2 separate regions of the Homo sapiens genome follow, and region 1 is linked to region 2. The links are chromatin loops, found by intact Hi-C in ENCODE. Cell type or tissue: HepG2. All regions are shown on one strand. Each heading gives the region's core, and the rest is flanking DNA. Links, peaks and the distances in the headings are about the cores only.

The links. Hi-C counts contacts between places; a loop is a spot of excess contacts. Peaks named below come from ENCODE experiments on the same cell type or tissue, not always from the same donor. Only the 100,000 strongest peaks of a DNase experiment are listed, where the experiment ranks them.
Region 1: a loop joins it to region 2, with 3 times the contacts of the local background. A loop is called at or near these places in 45 of 110 quality-filtered maps.

The regions. Positions count from the first base shown.
Region 1 is chr2:39,443,293-39,458,398 of GRCh38, forward strand. It overlaps MAP4K3-DT (MAP4K3 divergent transcript), which reads left to right. Exons shown (of 6, transcript NR_037875.1): 2 at 10,547-10,639; 3 at 11,005-11,073. Among named protein-coding and RNA genes, the nearest start is that of MAP4K3-DT, 13 kb to the left of the region's middle. In HepG2, for the core only: no CTCF peak of the experiment used is centred there; DNase peaks (open chromatin) are centred at 5,019 and 6,289.
Region 2 is chr2:39,497,138-39,512,243 of GRCh38, forward strand. The region is part of intron 3 of MAP4K3-DT (MAP4K3 divergent transcript); the gene reads left to right. Among named protein-coding and RNA genes, the nearest start is that of MAP4K3-DT, 67 kb to the left of the region's middle. RefSeq lists an enhancer at 14,971-15,106. In HepG2, for the core only: no CTCF peak of the experiment used is centred there; DNase peaks (open chromatin) are centred at 3,574, 7,274, 7,944 and 8,777; H3K4me3 peaks cover 1,087 bases.

The DNA.
Region 1 (15,106 bases), core at 2,935-10,934, 54 kb before region 2:
GAGAATACAGAGAAGTTCTCAGTGAAAACTTCAGAGAGGTACAGGGAAGTAGAGCCAGAAGGAAATATTAGATGCCCCTGGGGCTAATAATTTGGCTCTTTTTCAAACCAATATATGCTTTTTAATTTTCTTTAAATCAATTTTTTTTTTGAGACAGGGTCTCACTTTGTTACCCAGGTTGGAGTGCAGTGGCATGAACATGACTCACTGCAGCCTTGGCCTCCCAGGCTCAAGATATCCTCCCACCTTAGCCTCCTGAGTAGCTGGAACTACAAGCACACACACCACACCTGACTAAGTTTTCTTTATTTTTTGTAGAGATGGTGTCCCATGATGTTTCCCAGGCTGGTGTCAAACTCCTGGGCTCATGTGATCCTCCTGTTCTGGCCTCCCAAAGTGCTAAGATTATAGACATGAACTACTGTAACCAGCCTAAACCAGTATTTTAAAAAACAGGTACTCAATATTTATTTACAAAAAAGGGAGAGCTCTGCCTTGCTGTGGGTGGAGCTGGGAGTTCTCACGTGTCAACTTTCAACCACTCTTATTCTGAGCAATTTGGCTCAGTTCTCAGATTTGCATACCCCCAATAGTGTTTCTCAATTGAGGTTTTATTAGCATTTTGGGTGGAACAATTTTTCCTTGTGTGGGACGATCCCCATGCATCATAATATCCCTGTCCACCCCATGTCAATACTGCTCCCAGCCATACTGACATCAACAAAAATAGCCACACACATTTTTGAATGCCCAAGGTTTGGCTGGGAGGGTGGGAGTGTGAGTGGTTGGATTGAGAATGTTTGCTTAGCATCTCCCTTGGGAGAACTGTCACCCACACCAATCTGTTTATCAAGGTATTTATTTCTATCTCATACAGTATATTTGCTGAGAGAAGTTCTGATATGTAAAATATTATCTGTTTTATTACATTTCCAATGTCCAAATGATGTTGTTTCACTGTCCTCCATAGATTCACAGCCAACATTCCGCTTCCACCTGCCCCTTATCATATACTTCCTGGGACTACTTAGGAGAGCACCCAATGTAGTCTTTGTAAGTTTTAAAGTCTTCACAGAGGAAGGAACATCTCAGCAGATGCTTAAAAGACAAGTAGAAAATTAGCCAGGCAAAAAGGTACACTCCACGCACACACACAAAACCTAGTTCTGTTTACGGTGAATGTGGTAACAGATGAGGCTGGAATGGTAAGCAGGAACCAGTCCATGATGGAACATATAAATTGTGTTAAATGATTAGGATTTTTCTCTTTTTTTTTTTTTAACTGAGAACAAAAGGGAGCTATTGATGAGTTTTTGGCATGTGAATAACAAGATCTTATTTGTGACTTGGAAACATTTCACTAGCTGCAGTATGGAAAATGAATTGGAGACAGGTGGCAAGACTAGAGACATGATATGAGAATAATCAGGAGACCTTTGCAATGGTATAGGTAAGAGAAAATGGTGGCCTGAATTAACATCTGGAGTGCATATCAACATACAGTGATGGTAGTATTTGAAATTGTGGGTTGAGATTAATTCTCATAGGGAAAATGTATGGAATAGGCAGAAAATGGGTTCCTACAAAACCCCAACATTTAGGGTGTGAGCAAAGTAAGGGAATTTAGCAAAAAAGGCCAAAGAGGTGGGACCCAGTGTGATATGTGGTAATGGAATTGTGTGGCACCTATTGGAATGAACAGTCAGGTTTCCCTCCAGGGAGGTACCGGCCGTATGGGCTGTGATTAGCTGACAGCCTCCCACCACCATGCCTTTGGGATCTATCACAGCATTTACACAGAGGTCTCCCTCTCTCTAGATCCTCCCAGCCAATGCCTGAGCATGGCTATTGCTTTCCAATGTAGTTTCTTCCGATGGGCAGTCTTTGCTCTGGGGTCCCCATTGGCCTAATTGAGCCTTTCTCAGAGCCGCCACGCAGATAGACTCTACCCAATTCTTCCTTCTCCTATTCCCTTTATGGTATTAAGATGTGGTATTAAGATGTGGATTGCAATCTGACATTCTTCCCTCCTACTGCTACTTTTCCTCTTTATCCTTCACAAGTGTTTTCACAGATTTCTTGCACTTCAATTCAATCTTACTATCTACTGAAGTAGTACAAATTGTATCAATGAAACAAAAGAGGAAATTTTAAGGAGAGTGGATCAACACTGTTAAATACCAAAGAGAGACTGGGAAAGAGGGGGACAGAAAAGTATCGTTAGTTGTCATTATGGAGATCAATGCTAACCTTAACTATCAAAGTTCGTATTTTCTCTTCTGCTATTGTGTCTCCTCTTAGTTATATTCTCCCAAATCCCCTTCAGCCTTTCTCATACATCATGAACTCTATACATCTCATCTGGACCCCTTCGTATGGACACATTTAACTTGTTAATATCTTTCAGAGTAAACTCTGGCAAAGAATTGAGCTCAGTATTCCAAATGCAGTCTGGTCACTGTTTACTATGGGGGGATTGTAACTACCTATTACTGGAACGCTTTATTATAGCCTAAACTTTTATCCAATTTTTTTATAGCCCAACAAACTCAGGGTCACTGTACTGCTCGATTCTGGGAGATGCCATTCATACTGTTATCTATAATTCTAAAATCCTCAACCCCTACCTGGCCCCTTGGTCCTGATGAAGAAAAATCTCCAAAAATCATATTTGCCCTCCTCTAAGATCATCACAAGTGTTCTTGAACCCACACTGTCATAAAGTGTCAGGGACAAGAAACCTGGTCTCAAGCATCTCACTGTGAAGTTTCTGCCCTGACATCAATCTAACAGGCTAGATGTTATCTTCTCATCCCCAGGCAAATATAACACCAACAACAACAAAACCGAGCACCCAGTACCTGTATGTTATATTGCTACCAGGTGAGATCTTGAAAACACAAAAGAATTATCTAGACGAGAATCTTTCATCTTCTTGGGAAGCCAAGATTTTAAATGATATCTTTTCAGACTCATTCAGTCCTGGAGGGTACAGGCTACATCAAAAATAGGCAATAAAATCTGGTCCTGTACCGTATGACAACATTTCAGTCAACAACAGGCTGCATATATGACAGTGGTCCCATAAGATTATAATGGAGCTGAAAAATTCCTATTGTCTACTGATATCATAGCTGGTGTAATATAGTAGTGCAACACATTACTCACATATTTGTAGTGATGCTGGTGTAAAACCTACTGTGCTGCCAGTCATGTCAGCATTCAGTGCATATAATTATGGGTAGTACATAATACTCGATAATGATAATATATGACTGTTATTGGTTTATGTATTTACTATATTATTTATCCTTATTTTAGAGTGTATTCCTCCTACTTATTTAAAAAAAAAAGTTAACTGTAAAGGAGCCTCAGGCAGGTCCTTCAGGAGGTATCCAGAAGAAGGCATTGTTATCATAAGATATGACAGGTCCATGTGTGTTATTGTCCCTAAAGATTTTCCAGTGGGGTCCGGGCATGGAGGCATATGCCTCTAATCCCAGCACTTTGGGAGGCTGACGCAGGAGGATTGCTTGAGCCTAGGCATTCAAGACCAGGCTGGGCAACATAGCGAGATCTTGTCTCAAAAAAGTTTTTTAAAAAACCTTCCAGTGGGACAAGATGTGAAGATGGAAGACAGTTATATTGATGATCCTGACCCTTTATAAGCCTAGGCCAATGTACGTGTTTCTGTGTTGGTTTTTAACAAAAGTATTTTAAAAGTAAAAAAAAAGAATTGAAAAAATTAAAAAATACAAAAATGCTTGTAGAATAAGTATATAAAGAAAGAAAAGACTGAACATGGTGGGATGCATCTGTAATCCCAGCTACATGGGAGGCTGAGGCAGAAGGATCATTGGAGTCCACGAGTTCAAGACTAGCCCTAAAAGAAAATATTTTTGTACAGCTATATCATGTGTATGTTTTAAGCCAAGTGTTATTACGAGTTAACTTTTTTTTTTTTAATTTAAAAGTATATAAAGAGGTAGTGGCTCACTCCCGTAATCTCTGCATTTTGGGAAGCTGAGATAGGAGGACTGCTTGAGCCCAGGAGTTTAAGACCAGCCTGGGCAACACAGGGAGACCCCATGTCTATAAAAAATTTAAAAAAAATTAACCAGGCCTGGTAGTGCATGCCTGTGGTCCCAGCTATTCAGGAAGTTGAGGTGGGAGGATCACTCAAGTCTAGGAGGTTGAGGCTGCAGTGAGCTGTGATTGTGCCACTGCACTCCAGCCTGGGTGACAGAGCAAGACCCTGCCTCAAAAAATAAACAAATAAAATTGCAGTAAACTAAGATTAATCTATTATTGAAAAAAATTGTGTAAATTTAGTATAGCCTAAGTATACAGTGTTTATAAAGTCTACAGTAGTATACAGTAATGTCCTAGGCCTTCACATTCACTCACTACTCACTCACTGACTCACCCAGAGCAACTTCCAGTCCTGCAAGCTCTATTCATGGGAAGTGTCCTATATAAGGGTACCATTTTTTAATCTTTCATATTGTGTTTTTCACTATGTCTTTTCCATGTTGAGATACACAAATACTTACCATTGTGTAACAATTGCCTACAGTATTCAATACAGCAACAGGCAGTACAGTTTTGTGGCTTAGGAGCATTAGGCTACACCATATAGCCTAGATGTGAGGTAGGCTCTATCCTCTAGGTTTGTGTAAGTGCACTCTATGATTTTCATACAACAGCGAAATCACCCAGTGACACATTTCTCAGAATGTATCCCTGTCATTGAGCGATGCATGACTGTACTGAAGAACGCTAAGGAAGTACACGCTGCTAAGGGACAGACCGAGGGATGGTTGAGATCATTTTTTTAATAAAATCTTCCTTATATTTATCTGTTATCCCATGATATATTAGAGCATAGTGTTTCCCTGATTCCATCTTACATAACATCCAGCCTAGAATTCCCCTCAGATGCCTCTGGTTAAGAGGTGTTGCCCTGTGTCCTAGTTCCCAAATACAGAGCGCTGTTGGGCCAGACCGACCTGGCCCAGAACAAATATAGTCACATACATTGTGTTTGCAGAGTTGCTCACTGCCCCAGAGTCATATCCTGCTGGCCTTTTCACTAGAAGCTTTATTGTACGTTATTATTTTCTCCTAGGAGGACTTCACCCCTGCACAACAAAACCTGTATAATAGTAAAGCAAATCTATTTGTAGATTTAGAAAGTTCATCTTTTTTGAAAAAAATCATCCACTAATTTGGTTTAAACCTGGATTGGAGTTTTTCTTTCTCAAAACAGATTAAAACTGGAAATAAAAGCTCAGTTAAGGCCGGGGATGGTGGCTCACGCCTGTAATTCCAACACTTTGGGAGGCCAAGGCAGGCAGATCACAAGGTCGGAGCTCGAGACCAGCCTGACCAACATTGTGAAACCCCGTCTCTACTAAAAATACAAAAATTAGCAGGGTGTGGTGGCGCGTGACTGTAATCCCAGCTACTCAGGAGGCTGAGGCAGGAGAATCACTTGAACCTGGGAGGCGGAGGTTGCAGTGAGCCAAGATCCTGCCATTGCACTCCAGCCTGAGCTACAGAGCGAGACTCTGCCTCAAAAAAAAAAAAAAAAAAAAAAAATCAAAACAGCCGGGCACGGTGGCTCACGCCTGTAATCCCAGCATATTGGGAGGCCAAGACGGGCGGATCACGAGGTCAGGAGATTGAGACCATCCTGGCTAACACGGTGAAACCTTGTCTCCGCTAAAAATACAAAAAGAAAGCTGGACATGGTGGCGGGCGCCTGTAGTCCCCAGCTACTCGGGAGGCTGACGCAGGAGAATGGTGTGAACCCAGGAGGCGGAGCTTGCAGGGAGCCGAGATCGCGCCACTGCACTCCAGCCTAGGCGACAGAGCGAGACTCCGTCTCAAAAACAAACAAACAAACAAAAAACTCAGTTAAGGCTGGGCGCGGTGGCTCACGCCTGTAATCCCAGCTCTTTGGGAGGCCGAGGCGGGCGGATCACGAGGTCAGGAGATCGAGACCACAGTGAAACCCCCTCTCTACTAAAAATACCAAAAATTAACCGGGCGCGGTGGCAGGCGCCTGTAGTCCCAGCTACTCAGGAGGCTGAGGCAGGAGAATGGCGTGAACCCAGGAGGCGGAGGTTGCAGTGAGCCGAGATTGCGCCACTGCACTCCAGCCTGGGGGGACAGAGCGAGACTCCGTCTCAAAACAAAACAAAACAAAACAAAAAAAAAAACAGTTAAAATAGTTCGAATACCAGTTTTCCATTACTCCTATTCCCTGCTCACAGTTCAAGGTCAATGGGAAGATAACTCTTTTCTCAAACTGACCCAGATCTCTGCACCGGGAAACAGATCCGTTTGCTGGGTCTGAGCTAATGGCAAAGCCTGTCTAAATCAAGGTATGCCTCTTCTTCTTCTTCTTCTTTTTTTTTTGAGACGGAGTCTCACTCTGTTGCCAGGCTGAAGTGCTATGGCTCGATCTCGGCTCACTGCAACCTCCACCTCCCGGGTTCAAGCGATTCCTCTGCCTCAGCTGGGACTACAGGCGCGTGCCACAATGCCTGGCTAATTTTTTGTATTTTAGTAGACACAGGGTTTCACCATGTTGTCCAGGATGGACTCAATCTCCTGACGTCGTGATCCACCTGCCTCGGCCTCCCAAAGTGTTGGGATTATAGGCGTGAGCCACCGTGCCCGGCCAAGGCATGCCTCTTCTTAGTATTTGAGCCAGACCTTCAGCCTGGGATCATATCGTCTGGGTTACTTACAGATACTTTAAAAATATATGAATCTTTTTTTTTTTGAAACAGAGTTTTCTTCTTGTTGCCCGGGCTGGAGTGCAGTGGCGCGATCTCGGCTCACTGCAACCTCCACCTCCCGGGTCCAAGCAATTCTCCTACCTCAGCCTCCTAAGTAGCTCGGATTATAGGCACGCGCCACCATGCCCAGCTAATTTTTTGTATTTTTAGTAGAGACAGGGTTTCATCATGTTGGCCAGGCTGGTTTTGAACTCCCGACCTAAAGTGATCCACTTTCCTCAGCCTCCCAAAGTGCAGGGATTACAAGTGTGAGCCACCGTGCCCGGCCAAAAAAATATATCTTTACATTAGTAGTTAAACATAAATTAGTAGTTAAATTGTAGTATGACCTCTCTCAGCTAGGCATTTGATGCTATCAGGATAGTTTTAACATGTGGTGATGGAATAATTGTTTTCCTTGTAAAAGAAACAAAAGGAAGGAAATTCATGAAAGTTTCCCCACCACTTTGTATTTTATTTACAAATGGTTAAACTTGTAAATGAAATTTGTGAATAGCCTCTTTCAAATTTAAGCGTGGAGCTTCTTATGGTCAGTCTGTGTCTATCTCAATGTCTGGAAATGTTTGTATGAAACTGTACTGCCTAAAAGCATAACACTTTTTCATTGCTGATGCCAGTATTTAGGGTTTATGTATCCTCTCACCTAAGGAGAGCATTATTCTGTCATTCCACATAAACTCAAAACACCTATCTGCAAATCTGAGTGCACTCTGTTGTCTGCTATATGGTGTGCAAGCTCTTAATTAGTCTCTCTTGCCCCAGTCTCTTCCTCTTCTTATGATAGCACACCTGGCCAATAAACATGCTTCCAGAATGCCAACAATGGAAATATGGAAGTTCCGAGGTGAAGCTAAATTTGGAATAAATGTGAGTTTACATTTAGACATGTTGACTTTGAGGAAATAAGAGGGCATTCAAGGAGGAGCTATTACAAGGATAATGACAGATTCTGAATACGAAGTATAAGAGGGTAAATTGAGCCATACAAATAGAGACCATAGATGGAGTCATGAGATTTATGAATGGGGTCTGAGGGTGTAGAGCAATGTGAGCAACCTTCTTTCTTTCTTCTTCTTTTTTTTCTTTTTAAACAAGGGGCTCTTAAAAGTAACAGAGGTGGGTGGACCTTATTTTTGTAAACATTGAAAGTGAAAATAATGTCACTGAATTCAATGACAAAAATGTGTGCTTTAGGATGATTTCATGAAGTATGACTATTCTTCCTCCAGGCAAGTGTTTTCTGGCATTTCCTTGGTACATATCTGGCGTGGGATTTAAGGGATGGATAGTGGAGGTCCAAGTGGAGAACTGAGAGAAGAAGGGGAACCAGAGAAGAGCTGTCAACTTTCAAAATGTTGGAAGAAGGAAGAAGGGAGAAAATAAGCAAAAGTTCAGCAAACTGAGTACTTGTGAAAGAGATTGTGGATTTATGTTTGAGGACTAAAGAGAATAGAATAGAACTCAAGTGTGGCTTTACAAAATGAATGGGTTCCTCTTTGATGTTTTTTTTTTCAGAGTTGGAAGTAAAGGTTAGAATACCTTTTTAAAATTACTGTGTATCTTGGCTGGGAGTGGTGGCTCATGCCTGTAATCCCAGCACTTTGGTAGGCCGAGGCAGGCGATCACCTGAGGTCAGGAGTTTGAGACCAGCCTGGCCAACGTGGCGAAACCCCGTCTCTACTAAAAATACAAAAATTAGCTGGGTGTGGTGGCATGTGCCTGTAATCCTAGCTACTTGGGAGGCTGAGGCAGGAGACTTGCTTGAACCTGGGAGGCAGAGGTTGCAGTGAGCCGAGATTGCACCACTGCACTCCAGTCTGGGCAACAGAGTGAGACTCTGTCTCAAAAATCAATCAATCAATCAATCAATAAAAATAAAACAAAATAACTACATATCTCTATATGTGGCTCTGAGCAGAGTCTCAGGCATGTGAGACTCCAGGATTTATTAGGGCTACAAGAAGAATGCCAATGAGAAACTTGGCAATGCTTCTTTGAACAACTAAAATGTTATCTGGTCATATCTAAGATGTCACAACACAGAAGCAGCTTTCTAATCTTTTATAACTTAATTTGCATGGCTCTTTAGAGTTTATAAATGTCTTCACATTTATATCTTATTTTATCTTTGGAATGACTTCCTGAATTATTATCATCCATAATTTATAAATGGAGAAATTGAAGCTTAGAGAAGTAAACTAGAAGCATATCAGAGTTTATAATTAGTTCCAGTCAATTTAACATCTACTGAGCCTTGATCTGAGTTTCAGGTTGTACTAGATACTGGGGATGCAAAAGTTAATAAAATGTGCAACCAGTCCTCAACCATTACACCATTACTTTCTTTGCTTTTCCCAAATTCTCTCCCAGAGGTTTGATATCCACCCTTCCCTTGGGTTGGGCCGGTTCATAGTGAGATACAATACTGAGCGTCACCTACACAAACACCAGCTTATAGAAAGTATTGGCTCCAGGGTACTCTGGAAGTTCCACACCTATGATGTAGTTAGCAGAATTGCAAAAGTGGTTCATGCCTGTAATCCCTATGCTTTCGGAGGCCAAGTCAGGAGGATCGCTTGAGGCCAGAAGTTTAAGGCTATAGTGAGCCATTAGTTGTGCCACTGTACTCCTGAGCGAGACCCTGTATCTAAAAATGAAAAATAAAAACAATTGCAAAGGTAAAGAAGATCAGGGAACTCTTATACAACCACATTAGAAGGCAATTCAGCAAAATCTAATAAGCTAAAGATATCTTTATCTTACAATCTAGCAATTTCACTTCTCCGTGTAGAAACTCTCCCTTAAACATACAAGGAGATGGGTAAATGAATGTTCATTGAAGTATCATGTATAACAGAAAAATAATTGGAAATGATGTAAGTTTCCATCCACCTGAGAATGGATAAGTAAATTGTTTTGTGATCACACAGTGAAATACTACGGATTAGTTAAAATGAATGAACTAGAACTGGAACTAAAATATGCATAAATCTCAAAAAATGTAATACTGAGTGATAAAGTAGCAGAAAATACATAAAGTATGCTACTGATTACACTAAGTTTAAACACATGAAAATACTAGATATTTCTATGTATGATAGGCATTTTAGAATATCCATGGTAATAATAAAAAAGTCATATTCAAGATAGTTGTTATATCCTGTTGAGGAAAAAAAGATTATCATATAGCGTGCAGAAGGCTTTAGCTGATTCACTTCAAAAAAAAGAATCTGAAGCAAATATTACACAAGTTAATACTTGACAAAGGTGAGTAGGGAGAAAAAAAGAGGTTGTTATTACTTTCTGTATGTTGATGCTTGAAATATTTCATTTAAAGATGTATATGGCTCCTAGACTTTGGAATTCTTGGCTTTTGTGATTTTTTTTATGTGTGTGTGTGTGCAGGATTTTCTTTTTTTTCCTCTTCCCATGTTGAAATTCCATCCATTCTTTGATAACTAGCTTGTCTCACCAGCTTATTGAGAATTTCCATGATGGCTTTGTCAGTTCACAGTGTGTTCTCACTTTTTTTTTGGATTTATTTATTTATTTATTTAGAGATAGGGTCCCGTTCTGTCACCCAGGCTGGAGTGCAGTGGTACAATTATAGCTCACTGCAGCCTCAAACTCCTGGGCTCAAGTGATCCTCCTGCCTCAGCTTCTCAAGTAGGCAGACTACATGCACATACTACCATGCCTGGCTAATTAAAAATTTTATTTATTTATTTTTTTTATAGAGGCAGAGTCTTGCTTTGTTGTCCAGGCTGGTCTTGAACTTCTGAGCTCAAGTGATCCTCCCGCCTTGGCCTCCCAAAGTGCTGAGACTACAGGTATGAGCAACCATGCCCAGCCTTCTCCTTTTTTAAAACCCCTTCTAAGTGTATAAACTTCTCTTGTATATATGTTTGTATCGCTAGATTTTTTTGATGTTGTTGGTTAAATATATATTGTCTTGCGTTACTATTTGACTTTAATATACATAAATCTTGTTTCTCCAATTATATTGTAAAAAGTCTTCAGAGCAGGGACAATGTCTTCAGCTTTGTTCATTCTTCCACAGTGCCCAGCAGAGCCTAACCAAATACTTATTAAAGTAAAGTGGTATTTTTACCAATAATTATAACTCTTCCTACAAAACCTTTACATAGAAAGTTTAAAATAATAATTTGAGCTACATTTGCTTTTATTTTCCCAGAGAGAGAATGCTAACGAGCTGTGAAATGACCAAAGATCTGGCAGCAGAAGGGAAAAGAAAAAATAATGGGTTTGTATATTATACATTCTGGATAATCAGCTCTTGAATGATTAAGTGTGGAATACGTCTTACGGGGAAAAGCAGATTTTTAATACTCATTTTGTCCCGGCGCGGTGGGTCACGCCTCTAATCCCAGCACTTTATGGGAGGCCGAGACAGGCGGATCACGAGGTCAGGAGATCGAGACCATCCTGGCTAACACGGTGAAACCCTGTCTCTACTAAAACTACAAAAAAATTAGCCGGGCTTGGTGGCGGGCGCCTATAGTCCCAGCTACTCAGGAGGCTGAGGCAGGAGAATGGCGTGAACCCAGGAAGTGGAGTTTGCAGTGAGCCAAGATCGCACCACTGCACCCCAGTCTGAGCGACTGAGCGAGACTCCGTCTCAAAAAAAACAAAACTCATTTTATGACCATGGAATTGTTGTATTGATCATTTCCAGTTTTCAGATGATCCTATGCCAAACTTACACATTATTTTGGAAAAACAGAATTCTCTTATGATATGTCGTATAACTATATACAAATGTACCTTATGATTGTTCTGCCTTCACATCAATATTTATTGGACTAGACCTGGAAATGGTGGTCTGGGAGAACTAAGAAACAAATATTATTCCACCTGTGGAACCACGAAGGAGTTTTGAAGAAAAAAAATTACCTTGAGTTCAATTCACTCTTGGTATATCTTGTAAAAAGTGCTTGCGGCTTGAAGCAACCACTTGAAATTAAGGTTGCCTGAAACCTCAGAATGAAAGTTTAGTCTAGTCCAGATGAAAGCTAAAGAGCACAGGAAATAGTAAGAGGTCTGGACTACATTGTCTCTCCTTGGAATTGAAAGTTGGTATCTAAGAAGAAGACACACTTAGGAATCAGTATTGTTACTTTTAGCAAAAGGGACAGTTGCCATGGTCTAGGTCAAAATTACCACCATTTAGTCCCTGGAGATTTTCCTCATGGACCTTTGTAATGTTTTATTAAACCAAGTCACCATCTCCTGGTTCTTTGGGATAGGCGCTACGACACCCAACACAGAGTTCCCTAAATTAAACTTTACCTACATCTGTATTTATGAGTGCATTTTAAACTTTGCAGTATATTTCAGGGAGAGTATATCTCTGAAAATTATTACTCCCCTCTAGCTCTATGTCATTTGCCTGGCAAAGAAATCAAAAGGCATAAAAATATCTTGCAATTTGGTGAGAGATTATATAGTCCTTCATGTTCACCCCATTTGTAGGTATTAATGTTGAAACAAAATCCTAAAGCAACATGACCAGAGTATTATTGCAGTCATCATGAGCCTTATCATTGATCTCTGCAGTTTTTTTCTTTTCTCAGATAAATAGAAGCAAGAAAAATAATGGTATATAGAGAATACATATTATTAATATATTGGGTTCTCAAAGTTCCTAAGTCTAAGTGTTTATAACCTAGAATTAATTTCCCATGGAAATAGTGTAATTAATTATGGTTAGATGCCAAGGCTAGGCCACAAAACCTCATATAATATTAGTAGGTGTGGCAGGATAAATTGATTGATAAACCATATTTTATTTTCTTGTCTACTGGCTCATAATGGGAAAACGAGAAGTATTTCTTTATCTCTTCTCTCTGGAGGGCGGGTTAAGCTGTGGTGATTTTCTGATGCCTAAGCCCATGAAGGCAGATGATTCAATGATTTGGAATGGGAAGGACTCCAAGAAAAGGGAAATGGCCTGATGTCAGGAGAATTTAGGTCTCTTGAACCTGTCTGGAGAGAACCAGACAGGAGTCAGTTTCTATAAATGGTGAGGAGCTGTGTCCACTCCCAAATAGACCAAAATGGTATAGATGTCCAATGGGGATGTCAGCCAGGATATTTTGTCTCAGAAGTGAGAAAAATACTAAATTACACAAGGATATAATAAGCCAAGGGTGAATGTTGTAAACTCTAGGTCACCATTAAGAGAATAATAAAAATATTTATAACTAACATAATATGGAAATAGGAAAAGGGAGAAAGGATAGTTAATTAAAAATAATTAAGCTAAAGGATGGCAAGAAGAGGCCAGGTGTGGTGGCTCACGTCTGTCATCCCAGCACTTTGGGAGGCCAAGGCAGGCAGATCACCTGAGGTCTGGAGTTCAAGACGAGCCTGACCAACAGGGAGAAACCCTGTCTCTACTAAAAATACAAAATTAGCCAGGCGTGGTGGCACACGCCTGTAATTCCAGCTACTCGGGAGGCTGAGGCAGGAGAATCGCTTGAACCTGGGAAGCGGAGGTTGCAGTGAGCCAAGATGGCGCCTTTGCACTCCAGCCTGGGCAACAACAAGAGCAAAACTCCATCTCAAAAAAAAAAAAAAAAAAGATGGCACAAGAAAAAAGATAAAAAGGAGCAAGTAACAAGTGGGGCAAATAGAAAAAAATAGTAAAATGGTACCTGTGAACCCAAATATCTCATTGAGTACCTTAACTATTAAAATTAAATATAAATTAATTATAAATTTAAAATATTAAATAAAAATGGCATAATATTCCACTAAAAGACAAAGATTGTCATACTGGTTAAAATAATTGCATATGCTTTTTTACAAAAGATACAACAGTAAAAGAATAGAAAAAAAACATGTTATGTGAAAGCTGTAACCCAAAACTCTTATAGCTATACAATAACATACAAAGTAGAGTTTAAGGAAAGAAGCATTATTAGAAATAAAGTGGGATATTTTACAATAATAAAAATATCAATCCATCAGGAAGATACAGTAAGTCTAATTCTGTGTACAACTAACAATATAGTTCAAAATATATTAATTCAAAAATTCCCAAAACTGCAGGGAGAAATAGATCTACAATAACAGTAAGATCTTTTCAGTAACCAATAAAAAAGTAGACACAAATTAATAAGAAAACACAAAATGTAAACAACATGATTAACAGAATTTACAAAATTGATATATATTGAATATTTCACCAAACAACTACAGAATTCACTTTCATTTCATATGAACATGGAATGTTTACTAAAAGTGGCAATAACTTGGGCCATAAAGCAAGCCTCAATGTATTTGAAAAAATTGACATAATACAGAGTACGTTCTTTGAGCAGAGGGGAATTAACCTAATAATATTTTAAAAACTAGAAAAATTTCAAATATGTGAAAATTAAGCAGTCTGCTTCTAAATAATCCATAGGTCAAAGAAGAAATCACAATGAAAATAAGAAAATATTTTAAACTAAATCATAATGAAAGTATGACATAAAAAATTTTAAGATGTAGCTAAAACTGTGTATTGGGGGAAATTTATTATCTTAAGGGCTAGAATCGATAGCTTTAAACAAAAATTACCTAGGTATTTATCTCAATAAGTTAGAAACAAAATGCAATTAAACTTGAAGAAAGCATAAGAAAAGTTAAGAGAAAAAAGTAATGAAGAAAATGTACAGTAGGCTAGGCATGGTGGCTCATGCCTGTAATTCTAGCTCTTTGGAAGGCTGAGATGGGTGGATCACTTGAGCCTAGGTGTTTGAGACCAGCCTGGGCAACCAAATGAGACCCCCCATCTCTAGAAAAAATTTAAATATTAGTTGGGTTTCATTGTGCATACCTCCGGTCCCAGCTACACAGAGGCTGAGGTAAGGGGATCACTTGAGCCCAGGAGGTTGAGGCTGCAGTGAGCCATGTTCATGCCACTGCACTCCAGCCTGGGCCTAGGTGAAAGAGTCTCAAAAAAAAAAAGTACAGTAGAGAAAAGTCACTGAAAGAAAATAAAACTGATAACTCCCTAGCAAAACTAATGACACATACGATATACAAATAAAAAGGAGGAAGGACACATATTACCTCTGTCAGACATAAAAAAAAAAAAGACACCACTGTGGACCCCACAAACATTACAAAGTTGAAGAGAAAATATTTGGGACAACTTAATATCAATAAATTAGAAAATTTAGATAAAATGGGAAATTTCTAGAATAACTCAATTTACCAAAAGTGACACCAAAAGAAATAAAAAACCCCAATAGTCCTGTTATGACATGACAAAGCATGCATCTATG
Region 2 (15,106 bases), core at 3,241-11,240:
GGAGCACTGTTGAGTAGCTGGAGTAGTAACAGTATTTGCTTATTTTTTTACTTGAGAAGGCTTTTTGTTTGTTTTGAGATTGGTGTGTGTTGGGGGGGTCTCACTATGTTGCCCAAGCTGGATTTGAACCTCTGAGCTCAAACCTCCTGCCTCAGCCTCTTGAGTAACTGGGACTACAGATGCGTCACCACGTCTGGCTACTTGAGAAGTTTTACAATTTTTATGTTTTAAAAGCAGGAAAAGAAAAAAATCTAGGACTTGTCTCTGTCATAACATCATCCATAAAAAGTGATTTTAAGATGAAGATTTCTCCTAGAGAGATACAAGCTGGTGGATCTAGCATTCAGCTCTCACTTTCATTCAATATAGTTGTCATTTTAGACCCAAGCTTTCCCTAGAGATAGTGATTCCACCAGGGGAAGCAATATGTGAAGTTATTGCAAGAAACTTTTTGTGTGAAATTGTGACTGCTGCCAGAGATGTCATATGTTTTAGTTAACTTTCTTCCCAGGAACCAAGAAAATTTCCCAAGCCCCAGATAAATACAGCTGGAATGCTATTCAGAAGTCAGTAGCATGGGGCTGAAGAGAGAGACTGAATTTTACACACTCCATTTGTTTCTGGTTGAGATAAACCCTCTGTTCTATTTTGCTTACGGTAAAAATCCAATTCACTTTGAAAGTTGTAAAGCCCAAAGAACTCAAACAAATTTACAAGAAACAAACAACCCCATCAACAAGTGGCCGAAGGATATGAACAGACACGTCTCAGAAGAAGGCATTTATGGAGCCAACAGACACATGAAAAAATGCTCATCATCACTGGCCATCAGAGAAATGCAAATCAAAACCACAATGAGATACCATCTCACACCAGTTAGAATGGCGATCATTAATAAGTCAGGAAACAATAGGTGCTGGAGAGGATGTGGAGAAATAGGAACACTTTTACACTGTTGGTGGGACTGTAAACTAGTTCGACCATTGTGGAAGACAGTGTGGCGATTCCTCAGGGATCTAGAACTAGAAATTCCATTTGACCCAGCCATCCCATTACTGGGTATATACCCAAATGACTATAAATCATGCTGCTATAAAGACACATGCACACTCATGTTTATTGCAGCACTACTCACAATAGCAAAGACTTGGAACCAACCCAAATGTCCATCAATGATAGACTGGATTAAGAAAATGTGGCACATATACACCATGGAATACTATGCAGCCATAAAAAAGGATGAGTTAATGTCGTTTATAGGGACACGGATGAAGTTGGAAACCATCATTCTCAGCAAACTATCGCAAGGACAAACAACCAAACACCGTGTGTTCTCACTCATAGGTGGGAATTGAACAATGAGAACACTTGGGCACAGGAAGGGAAACATCACACACCGGGGCCTGTTGTGGGGTGGGGGGAGGGGGGAGGGATAGCATTAGGAGATATACCTAATGTAAATGACGAGTTAATGGGGGCAGCACACCAACATGGCACATGTATGCATATGTAACAAACCTGCACGTTGTGCACATGTACCCTAAAACTTAAAGTATAATAAAAAAATATTTTAAAAAAAGTTGTAAAGCCTTATGCCATTGGAAAAAAATGATTAAGATTTCTGTCACTGCGATTACAATTTATACCATAATAAATTTACCTAAGGGCGTGATGGCCTCTACTGGATTCCTTCCAGAGTTCTGCAAGGAATAAAAGCATGCAACTGACAATCTATAGGACATTCTGGTTCTGCCTGGTTCTTCTCATCCCATCAGCCTTAGAAACTATCTGCCCCCATGCCATTGATTAGCAACTCCGCATGTGTGCAGTGCAACAGTAATTAATGTTCCCCATGTTGACGCTCAGGAACTACAATACCATGAAGTGCCCTTCAGAATTATCAAGGAGAAATTAAATTATGCTCAATACAGTCTTAGAGCAATTTCTCTCGTGATTTAAAGCACCTCTACAAGGAGGGGCTGGAGATGGCTGCTGCTGGCTTGTGCAAGCTGATTGTTAAATGGTAAGGAATTTTGCAAGCCAGATGTTAAACCTTTGAAATGGGCCATGGAGGGAGTATTTGCATCACAGAAATTGGTGTCTGCTAAAAATAAAGCCTCCTTCCCTCCAACAAACTGGTTTATCAGCACCATTGTCTATATCTTTGAAACTGCATCATTCAATTAATACCTATTAGTTAGAACAGCATATCTCACTCTTGCTGGTCAGACATTTACTGATGAGTCTTGCTAGGTTGAAAAGCCAGTTCATACCTGGATTAGTTTCCTGTGGCTACTGTAACAAATCACCACAAACTTGGTAATGTAAAGCAATCTAAATGTATTCTTGCCTAGTCCTAGAGGCCAGAAGTCTAAATCACTGGGCTGAAATCCAGGTGTTGGCAAGGATGGGCTTCCTCCAGAGGCTCTGGGAGAGAAGCTGCTCATTGCCTTTTCCAGCTTTTGGTAGCTGCTGGCATTTCTTGGCTTGTGCCTTTGTCCCTAGAATCTTCAAGGCAAGCATGTTTCAAATGTCTGTCTTCTCTATCTTTGCTATTTTCACCTTGCCTTTTCGTGTGTGTGTGTGCACACGTGTGTGCGTGTGTGGGTGTGGCGTGAAATCTTCCTGTGTCTTATGAGGTCATTCGTGATTGCATTTTTTAGGGTCCACCCAAATAGTCCAGACAAGCTCCCCATTTTAAGAGTCTTAACTTACTCTTATCTACAAAGACCCCCCCTTTTCTTTCCCAATAAAGATAATTTTTACGGGTTCCAGGAAAATAACCTGGTATCTTTGGGAGGGCCATTTTTCAGCCTACCACAATATCCACCTTAGTAGCCCCTTGTGTATACAGATACCGTGTACCGTGTAACCTCTTTAACAAACTACAGTCTTTTTTTTTTTTTTTTTTTTGAGACGGAGTCTTGCTCTGTTGCCCAGGCTGGAGTGCCACAACCTCCACCTCCTGGGTTCAAGCAATTCTCCTGCCTCAGCCTCCCGAGTAGCTGGGACTACAGGCGCATGCCACCACACCCAGCTAATTTTTTGTATTTTTAGTAGAGACGGGGTTTCTCAGTGTTAGCCAGGACAGTCTTGATCTTCTGACCTTGTGATCCACTCCCCTCAACCTCCCAAAGTGCTGGGATTACGGGCGAGAGCCACCACACCCAGCCACAAACTACAGTCTTAATGATAAAGAGCAAAGAGCAAAGTCTTCATTCTAATGATAGTGGCAGCTCTTTCTTATTGCCTACTTATTTCCTATGCACCAGGCAAAGTGCTTACTGTATCATCTCATTATTACTCCTTCCCAAACCAATAAATACATGCTCAAATGTCATAAATGCTCTTTTTGGAACACAGGTATCAAAACTGATATGTCATGATATACATTCCCTGCTTCCCTCCACCTCAAAGCCATTCCCTGGGGCTGCTCATAAAGTTGTTCCAGGGGCTCCTATTTATGTAGCCTACTTTTCCTATCCTTGTTTCATAGTTTCCAACCCTGTCCTTTAGTTACCCTTAGCGAGCTTATCTTAACACCAACACAAGCCTTGTTTAAAGGGAATGTGGAAAGTATATCTATTGGCTGGGAATGACTTCTCTGGTATGCAAAGTCCCTAGCCGAGTGAATTGAAGGCTCTGGGCCAAGGTCAGTTCCTGGGTAAAACCATAACTGGCAATATCATCCCTCGAAAGGTGGTTTGGAGGGGGCTGTGAACCACGCCTGTCGGTGATTAGCCTGTAATTATCTATCCTGTTTCTGGTTAACCTGATTTCCAGGGGTTCTCTCCTGATCTACTTGCTTAGCTCACTATTTAATTTCTACAACTTACACTAGAGGAAGGGAAAGATAAGGGAACTAATATTTGGTGATTGCCCACTCTGTGTTAGGCTCTCCGCCGTGGGAGTTTTACATATTGGACTAAGGATGACATAAAATCCAAGAACATTTTCTGGGGTTATTCTTTGTAGCTGCAGTTAATAATCTGGTAGAACTGTTTTAGAGATGTGATATAGTAAGTTGATCAGGTTTGGGTAGCACATCCATATTTCTGTTAAAATTTCCAGTTGCGCATAAAAGCTGGTTGAATCTGGACTATATGGTAGCCAGTGTTTTACAAAGGAATTCAGGTCACATTTGCTTAGTTTTAGAAATGCTCTATAGGCCCTGTGTGATTTTTTTTTCGTGCAAGCAGAAAATGAATTCCTAGAAACTGGACAAAGTCAGCAGTAGCAGGTTAAGGGCACAGTTGGGAAAAATGGTCTTGACTTCATTACTCTGGCTGAAAGGTACCTAATCTTTCAGAGCCTCAGTTCCTTCCTTCCTTCCTTCCTTCCTTCTTTATCTCTCTGTCTCTCTCCTCTCTCTCTCTTTCTCCCCCCCCCCCTTTTTTTTTTTAAGAGATGGAGTCTTGCTATGTTGCCCAGGCTAGAGTGCAGTGACTATTCATAGGTGCGACCATAGTGAACTCCAGCTTTGAACTCCTGGGCTGAAGCAATCCTCCTGCCTTAGCCTCCCAAGTAGCTGGGACTACAGGTGTACATCACTGTGCCTGGTGGTTCATTCCTTCCTTCCTTACTTCCTTCATTCCTTCCTTCCTTTCTCTTTTTTTTTTTTTTTTTTTTTTGAGGCAAAGTTTCACTGTTGTTGCCCAGGCTGGAGTGCAATGGTGCAATGTCAGCTCACTGCAACCTCCGCCTCCTGGGTTCAAGCAATTATCCTGCCTCAGCCTCCCAAGTAGCTGGGACTACAGGCACTTGACACCACACCCAGCAAATTTTTATATTTTTAGTAGAGACGGGGTTTCACCATGTTGGCCAGGCTGGTCTTGAACTCCTGACCTCAGGTGATATACCCACCTTGGCCTCCCGAACTGCTGGGATTATAGGCATGAGCCACTGTGCCTGGCAGGTAGTTTCTTTATCTGTAAAATTGTGATAATAATTTTTACTTTTCAGGGTTTTTGGAAGGATTAAAAATGAATTGAGGTATATAAAATGCCTAGCATATGCTAAGCATTCAATAAGTGGTAGCTATCATTGTCAATATTAGCAGCTTTGCTATAGAGTGAATGTTTGTGTCCTCCCAAATTCATATATTGAAATCTTACACCCCACAGTGATAGGATAGTGGGGTCTTTGGGAGGTCATTAGTTCACCTCATAGGTGAAGCTCTTATGATTGAGATTAGTGCCCTTATAAAAGAGACCCTAGAGAGCTAGCTTGCCCCTTCTTCCATGTAAGGTGATAGTGAGAGGTTGGTATCTGCAACCTGAAAGAGGGCCCTCACCAGAACTCAACCACTGGCACCCTCATGTTGGACTTCCAGCCTCCAGAACTGTGAGAAATAAATTTCCATTGTTTATAAGCAACCCAGTTTGTGGCATTCTGTTATAGCAGCCTGAATGGACTAAGACGAGCTCAAAATGAACAAATACACTAGCAGTGAATTTCAGACAAAGCACCATCTTGCTGTAGTCACTTAAATAATGCAAGTAATTAGTGGCTTCCATTCTTCTTTTTTCCACTTCCGCAGTGCATTGGCAATACCAATACCTTTTTCTCCTCTGGGAAGGATTCCCTGGCCAGGTCCCTGCCCTTTCCCTCCTTGGGAGCCTCAAGACCTTCAATTGCTTAAGAGCAAGGAGGATATCTTCTTTTTGCATCTTTATTTCCTATCATAATTCCTAGAACTTGAAAGGGGCACTAACCATTCTTATTGAATTGGAGTAAAGTTCTAACTTTTAAAAATGAAAACAAAATATGTGATTCAATATTTATTCGACTCCAATCTTCCCTCATACGAAAGGAGATCAACAGTATGGCTCTGCTTTTTGTCTTTCTTCTTAAACCTTGATTACTTTGGCTTTTGGTTGGCTCTCAGGACAGAGAAAGGCAATGCTCGATTTTTGTGACTTTAGACCCCCTTCCCCCCGCAAAAGACTAATTACTGACATAATGGATTTTGTTTTTTATTTCGTCATTCTGTGACTCAGACTAGGGAGGCTTTTTAGCTAATTGAATGGAGAGTGACTTTAGCCTACTATCAAAACTACAAGGTAACATTTGAGGGCATTGAACTAAATCCTTTATGTGCATAATGTTATTTCATCTTTCCTACAGCCTTATGAAGTAGGTGTTATTAATATGTCTATGTTATATTTAAGGATACTGAGGATCAGAGAGTAACTGGACCAGGGTGTCATACTAGGATTAGGATTGAGCCTGCGTCTATGAGACTTTGAAGTCTGGCTTTTGAGTACCATACTATACTATATCTAGACTTTTTTTTTTGTTTGTTTTTAAAGAGATGGGGTGTTACTCTGTCACCCAGGCTGGAGTGCAGTGGTGCAATCATGCACAGCTCATTGCAGCTTCGACCTCCCCAGGCTCAAGTGATTCTCCCACCTCAGCCCTCTTGAGTAGCTGGGACTACAGGTGTATGCCACCACACACCTGGCTAATTTTTGTACTTTTTGTAGAGATGGGGTTTTGCCATGTTGCCTGGGCTGGTCTTGAACTCCTGAGTTCAAGCAATCTGCCCACCTGGGCTTCCCAAAGTGCTGGGATTACAGTTGTGAGCCACAGCACCTGGCCCAGACTCAAATGTTTTTTTAAACTGAATTAAGAAAATGATTCCAAGAAAGAAAAGGTAATTCAGTCTTTCACTAAATGCTAATTGAGCACCTGCTAGAATTCTGTGGCGGTGCTAGATTACTCTCTTAAAAAAAAAAAAAAAAAAAAAAAAAAAGAAAGAAAGAGGCCAGGTGTGGTGGCTCACACCTGTAATCCCAGCACTTTGGAAGGCTGAGGCAGGTGGATCACCTGAAGTCAGGAGTTTGAGACCAGCCTGACCAACATGATGAAACCCTGTCTCTACTAAAAATACAAAATCAGCTGGGTGTGGTGGCACATGCCTGTAATCCCAGTTACTCGGGAGGCTGAGGCAAGAGAATCGCTTGAACCTGGGAGGCAGAGATTGCAGTCAGCTGAGATCACATCATTGCACTCCAGCATGGTCAACAAGAGTGAATCTCTTGTCTCAAAAGAAAAAAAAAAAGGAAAATGGCAGAGCAGGGTATAGATGAGGGTGAGTGAAGCAATGGACCTAAGGTGCACTGTTCAAGGAGGCACTCACTCTCAGGTGACCTTGCACTTGAATGACCTGCAATCCCCGAAGCCGAAGCTGTGTGCCTCACTTGCCTCACCCTGGTCCCAGCCCTGCCTTTTGCCCTTGGGGCGTTCAGTGTTTAGCAAGGATCCCATATCAGTATGGGTCAGACCCGAAGAGAGAAACCACACAGTGATTTGAACAGGGAGTTTTAATATAGGGAATTATTAACCAGTAGTCTATTGTTTAGAAACCAACAAGGACACAGAGGGAGAGAATACGACAAGCCAAGCCATGGAGTTTTGACCTTCAGGACAAAGTGAGGACTTTGTTTTTCCCTTACGGCTGTGCCTGAGAGAGCATGACTTCCCCTATTTATTAGCAACATTAGACCGCAGCATTTCCTTTCAGATCACCCCAAGCATTTAGGCTATTTCAGGAATCTAAATAACATCTCAGTCAAACTAACATTCCGAGAGAGAAATGTTTTAATATATCTTTTCCCAGAGTAGCCTTTAGGTCTCGGAGTGGGTGCAAACAGGCTGGGTGATGGTCGATATATTTGAAGATTCATGGGAATCCAGAAGTTTTGGCAGAGGTACATATGAATCTCAAGGAAAAATTAAATATAATTTGATATAATGCAAACTGCACAGTAGAATTTGAATGCAGGACAAATCACAACAGCTGTTTGTCATCTCACTGAAACAGCAGTAACAGGATTGCTTAAACAAATTCCGTTCCTTTCTAGAATGTTCAGAGTATTTAATATTTGCATAATGATTAATCTCCTGCTCCAGAGGAAATTCCCAAAGGAAGAGACAACTCAGAAGCACTTTAAATTGCAACACCACGGCACCACGGCAAAGAGATAAGAGGGAGCATGCCAAATCCCTAGTTTTGGGGCTACTCTCTCAGGAGAATTGTAAATAATGGTGGTCACCTTGCTGAATATTAAACCAAGAACAGGATGGCTAAGAGGACACATTCCCAAACACTGGGACAAAGCATACTAACTGGGCCAAAGGTACACCACCAATTAAGGGATTACATCATGCCCGTATTATGGGGTGGTAGATCTTAAATATTTCAAGTTTTATTCTGTTCTTTGAAAAGGCTAAATTCTTATTCTTGGTGCCGTACAAACCCACCCAAACCTATCCCCACCCACCCATCCAAGGAAAGTTCTGAATATATATATATTTTTTCATACAGGGTCAGTTGTTTATTTGCTGTGATTTGGGGGCCTCTGAGAAGCTTTTGGCTGCAGAAAGGGCAGCAGACTTGAAGTGTACCCCTAGGCTTCAGTAGGAGTTTGCCTGGATCAATGGGCTTTAACCTGGCTGTACTTTAGAATCACCTGGGGAACTTTACAATACCCTGGCCCGTAACAAAAACTCCCAGCCTCGTATGGTGGCTAATGCCTTTGGGAGGCTGAGGCACTTTGGGAGGCTGAGGCGAGAGAGTTGCTTGAGCCCGAGTTTGAGACCAGCTTGGGCAATGTAGTGAGACCCCCATCTCTATAAAAAGAAAAAAACAAGAAAACCCCACAAATTATTAAACACTAAACACTCTCTCCTTCCTCTCCCTTTTTTGCACTTTTGGGTTTCAGGCTGTTTTTCAGAAGGCTCTTAAAGTCTGGCCTCTGAATGTGATAAAGACATCAATTGGCCAGGCATGGTGACTCACACCTGTAATCCCAGCAGCACTTTGAGAGGCCAAGGCGGGCAGATGACTTGAGGTCAGGAATTCGAGACCAGCCTGGGCAACATGGTGAAACCCCCATCTCTACTAAAAATACAAAAATTAGCTGGGTGTGGTGGTGGGTGCCTGTAATCCCAGCTACTCGGGAGGCTGAGGCAGGAGAATCGCTTGAACTCAGGAGGCAGAGGTCTCAGTGAGCCGACATGGTGCTCCTGCCCTCCACCCTGGCTGACAGAGCAAGACTTTATCTCAAAAAATAAATAAATGAAAATAAAAAAAATCTATCAGTATCATTTAGTCACAGCTTGTCAAATAACTTTCTGCCTCTGCTCTGAAAGGGTATTTTATAAAAGAAGTTAAAAATTTTATATGGATATTGACATTCTCATTGCTGAGGGGTTAGTATAGTCATTTGTAATGACTAAACATATTATTCAGTTATAATGACTAAACATATCTCATGACTCTGTTCTGAAACCTAGTACTAAATACATAGTTAATGAATAATATTCATTAACCATGGCCGTCGTAAATATTCATCTAATGCCTGTCTTCATTTGAGGGTTAGTAACATGTTAAGGATATTTGTGGAGAGAATGAAAGTGATAAATTCTATCTATATTTACTCTTATTTAAAAAAAGCAAATTCATTTTTTAGAATACTCTTTGATAAAATCCTTTAACAAAAGGAAATTTCCTTTTAAAAAAGTCTTCTGTCTTTGAGTTAATACTCTTACACAAAGACAGTTTACTAATGTTTTGCTTGTTAAATGGCCAGTTGATGGACAGTGTAAACAATCCAATTCAACGAAGAGTAATACAAAGCAGTGTTCTAAAACGTTAAACTGATGCCTTCCTAATAGTACTTTGGAGTTATTTTTCTAATGAAAAGAGGTAGCAGTAATTCACTGCCACCCTTTCCTGGTCTTCTTGATCAACAACCCATCTTAAAGGTTGTTGGATGGAGTTGGTATATAGTCTGTGAATAGAATGGAGCAGGGACTGGTAACCTTTTTCTTCAAAGGGCCAAATAGTAAATATTTTAGGCTTTACTACTCAACTCTGGTATTGCGATACTAAAGCAGCCCTAGAAAATATGTAAATGAATGGGTGTGACTGTGTTCCAAAAAACTTTATTTTCAAAAACAGGCGGCAGACTGAGTTTGGCTTGCGGGCCATAACTCACCCACTTCTGGAATACAGCAAACCCCATAGGGTGGTAAATTGGCTCTGAAGTTGCAATGGAAGTACAATCTAGGATTAGGAAGAAGCCAATGGGTGCCAGGGTTCTCTATGAGCAGGTGGCTCCACTATGATGGGAAAAGTCATGAGAAAGAATTAATAATAATGAGTGGTAATAGCAATGGCTAATGTTTACTGATAATTTGCTATATAACTTGGGTTAAATACATGTTTTATCTCATATAATCTTTACAATAACCTTGAGGTAGGTATTAACCTACTCCTATTTTGTAGATGAGAAAATTGGGGCATGGAGAGGTTACATACAATTCCCAAAGTCACACAGTTAGTAAGTGTCATGGCTGAGATGTGAATTCAGATAGACTGACTTTAGAGACTGCTCCTCTAAGGATGCATTACTACATCCCCCCAGAGGACAGAGCCACATCCAAAGTCATCACAGCTGGGATGGAATAGAAGGGTCTCTATATAGACACTGTATAGATTCTAGGGTTTCTGTTCTGGTTCTAGGGGTTCACCATGCTGCAGATGGGCCAGGAATTGTGCCCTGGGATATGTACTGGGGGAGACAGTTCTCCATAGGTCTCTCATATTTCTTCATGTTTTCAAGCAGAAGCATTGATAGCATTTTCCAAACATGTTTGCATATTGGAAAGCAGCCTTGGAAGACAGAGGTAGTATCTCCCTCTGGAACAGAGAGGGTTTGCTTGCTGCATAGTATAATAAAGATGATGCCTCTTTTTGGGGCAAAGTTGAGCAAGTTTATTTGTAGCTCATTATAAATTATTGGAGTTATTCGGCCATGATGGAATCCATTGTGTGTGCTACTGGGCTACTCTGTTACCCTCTTGGACCTTGGGGGGCAAGAACTAATATGAACATAAATCTCACATTGCTTGCTGTGCTGAGTGAAACAAAGTCCTTTGCCTTTGGCCCAGGAGTCTCATGTCTTCTGCCAGTATCCTGAATCTGTGGCAGGCTAACTTGTTTTGTGCAAGCAGGGTAAAATGTCAGTTCTTGACATACACAGGAGGCACAGTAGATCCTAATGGCTGGTCTGAGGAGGAAAGCTGTTCACTCTTGGCTTGGTTTTGTGTCTTTTTAAATTATGGATGAATGAGGCCTGTGCTGAAGCCGGGGAGAGGCAAACCTCTACAAGCACCCGTAGCTCTTGATTACATAACTGGCAGAGTGCTATGGTCTTCTGAGAAGTTTTAAAACTGACCATATGGAGTTAAAGATGTACAATTGATTGGTTGGAATGATTTTCAATGAACCATAGCTGTAACATAAATATTACATTCCAGCTGTCTAATGTAGTGGTTCCCAGAGCTGCTCATTAGATCACATGGTAACATTAAAATAACAACGATAAAACAACAGATTCCTGAGCACCGCCTCATATGTGATAAATCAGAATATCTGGGGGAGAGGCTCAGAAATCAATATTTTACAGATTTCCCAGATTATTTAGATGCAGGCAGTCCCTGCACTGTTCTAATGATAAAGATTGAATTCTATCACAGACAAGTCCTGCTTCTCTGTACCTAAATTTTTTCATTTGTTACACAAAAAGCTACTCTAGAGCTGTGCTGTTCAATATGGTGGCAACTAGTCACAGGTGGCTATTTGAAATACAATTTATCAAAATTAAATTTAAAATTCATTTCCTCAGTTCCATTAGCCACATTTCAAATATTTAATAACCACATGTGACTACTGGCTACAGTATCATATAGCACAGATGAAGAACATGCCCATCATCATAGAAAATTCCATTGAATAGAGCTGCTCTAGAATATCTTATTACACCAGAAAGGAAGGATGCTATCAAAGATGACTGAGGTTGTACCAAAAAGACTAGTAGCTAGCATAAATAAGCTTCCATTGGCCAAAGATGGGATAATTTGAGCACTAATTAGAATAATAACTGCAATGGATTTAAATACATCAAATATATTTAAACTCGTGGTTCATAATCATACTAAAATAATATTTATTGGTGACTTTTGGAGGATGCCAGGGAATGAAGTCACTATCTGAAAACTGGAAAATAAAGGGTTATCAAGCATTTAATCAGTACTGTTCATAAAGGAAAGCCTGGATAAATGCTTGAGATGGACAGAGTTGCCTATCAGAAAGCTCATTAGCAGGTCCTACAGAATGGGAGCACTGCTTGCCCTTTGCCATGCCCAGTTCAATAACATACCCTTGTACTGATTTTTCTTCCTCTCTTTTGTCATTTCCCATATCCTGCACTTCTATTCTCTGGGATCCTTAAATAAATTACTGCCTGCAAATCTCTATCTCAGGCTCTGCTTTTGGGGGTGAGGAACTCTGGCTAGGACAGCATTCTACTTCAAATTCTTGAAAGGGAATCCAACCCCACCTGGGTATAGATTTGGTTGCTTGGTTCAGACTTCTATTCCTCGTCCAATCTCTTGTGAGAGGCTGTTTCTTCCAGAGGTATAGTCGGAACTTCTTAAAGTTGAAGAAGTAGAAGGGAGAGAGAGTTATGGGGTCAAAACTGAATGCAAACCTGCATTGGAAAAAGATTCCCCAGGTGATTTTATGTATATTAAAGTCAAAGAACTCTACTTTAGAGGGTGTAATAATTATCTGGCTCAGGAACATTTTAAAAATAGACAAGATGTTGAGTCCAAAGGTCAACGGGAAGCACGTTTGGGGGAAGAGGAACACACATTGTTACATGGGGGGTTGGAAGAGGAAAAGCAAGATTGAATGTATGTGAAACCTTTAAATCCACAGAGGAAAATGGATAATATGCAACATATGGTGCATGGTATAATAGCCTAATACACAGAATGTACACTATGTGTACCTAGGTTATTGTATTCTGTACCATAAACCTCAAAAAATGTTCGAGCAGGAAGGTATCCAGCCCTCCAAATCAATAGAAAGCTGCCTCCACATCCCTGTAGATATGGAACAGCTTCTTACTGAATGACTGTTAAATACTGAACCCAAGGCTGGGGCTGGGGCTGGGGTGTGTGTGTCCGTGAGGGAGGCAGAACCAATTTTGGCAATTCACCACTTCCCACCCAGCACTTTGGGCTTCTCTGTTCCCATCCCCAGACTTCTAACATTGTCCGCCTCAGTACACGGCCTCTTCCTCCCATGCAAAAACTCTCAGTCACAGGCAGGATGTACTGGGAGCTGTTTAACAACTGGCTCTCCAGAAAAAAAACAGAAAGCTCTGATTTGCAGCATTTTCCAATTTCTAAGGCATAAACACTCCCATCGCGGCTGATTGTAAATTACTGAACACAGAGTTGGGAGGTGGTATAAACTGGCCCCTGCTCACCACTGGGAATAAGTGGAAGAAAGCAAGGGGGGAAATAAATGGTGGAAAGACACTGTAGAGGGGTTTAAGACCTTCCCAGAAGTGAGGGAAAGGAAATCAACGTAGTGATGACCTGGAGTCATTCCTTTAACTTCAGTTACTATGATTCGGAAACATTGGTTATCTGCCTCTTCACGTCAAATGGGACTCTGCAGAGGCTTGCCTTGCTTCTTTGGCTCCGTGTGGCATATTTGGCCATCTTATTCAATCTATGGCCTCTTAGCTTCAATGTTCCTGAGAATGTCCTTATATTGTGGCTTTTTTTTTTTTTTTTTTTTTTTTTAGATGGAGTTTCGCTCTTTGTTGCCCAGGCTGGAGTGCAATGGCACAAACTCAGCTCACCACAACCTCCACCTCCCAGGTTCAAGTGATTCTCCTGCTTCAGCCTCCCGAGTAGCTGGGATTACAGGCATGCGCCACCATGCCTGGCTAATTTTGTATTTTTAATGGAGACAGGGTTTCTCCACGTTGGTCAGGCTGGTCTCAAACTCCTGACCTCAGGTGATCCGCCCGCCTCAGCCTCCCAAAGTGCTGGGATTACAGGCGTGAGCCACCATGTCTGGCCTACATTGTGGCTTTAAAAGAGTCAGAAACTCAGCTGGAGAAAAGGTTTTAGGACAGCAAGAGTGCCTTGTATTGTGTTGTGATAGAAACCTCTTCCATAAACATTATCTAGGCCCTGGAATGCCCACACCCACCTTTCATGGGCATGTCACACCCCTTCTTCCCTGCCTGAATGCTCCTGACCCCCATCTGGCCTCCTCAGGTGTTAGACACCCTGCTTCGCTGGCCACAATTCAAGCCCTCACCTGGTTTCCTTGGACTTCATCTGAGAGCTACCTGTCTTTCCTGAGAGAGCTCCAGCTGGCACAGAACCCCTTCCCTTGGGGATACTGGCAAATACATATCCAACTTGCCATAGGCACTGGCAGGAAGCTCAGACCTGTCCTCCTGCCCACAAGCACTGCCTTGAAGGCTCATGCTGGCTCTCTGAGCGCCTGATCCAGTGGCCTGGGTCCTCTGGTCACCTCCCAAGCTGCAGACCATTGATTTCGTTTGCAGCTCTGGGCCAGCGGAACCCCCCGTTCTCATCCTTCCCAACAAAGCACACACTTGAATTTCCCATAACTGCTCTGGTTGCTCACTTTTTGCTTTTTCTTGGAAAGCATCCAGGACGGGAATCTAGCTTAGTACAAAGAGCCTAAATTAATGCTTCTTAGCCTGCACAAAAAAATAATTTTTTGTTATCTTCTCTTTGTTGTCTAATCTGATCCAAGGTGACTTGCAGGAAAGAAATGCTTCCACTAGCAAGTTAAAAGTGTTCATTTTTGCAATCCTAATAGCTGTTTGAAATATAACAGCTTGTTTAGTCCTCTCCCCAGATGAATGTACCTTCATCTTTAGATTTATGATTTGGTTTTTATCTCTTCTGAAAATAGAGACAGATGTACTGGAAGTTCCCTTATCTCTGCCTCTCAGAACTGGGGCCTCTTTTCTGAGTTTTACTTGTCTTCTAGACACCCAAAGCAGCCACTAGTTAGGTTTATTCTTCTTAATTCTCATTTTCTCTCCATATGTTTTCTTCTCTGAGCCCATAAACACATCACCACTCTTCTTTACAAAGGCAGGGCCCCTTACATGATTTAGAACATTCTACATACTGACAGAGCCCTCCAGGTGGCTCAGCTAACTCACCACAGCTTTTATGTCTTTCCAGGTTA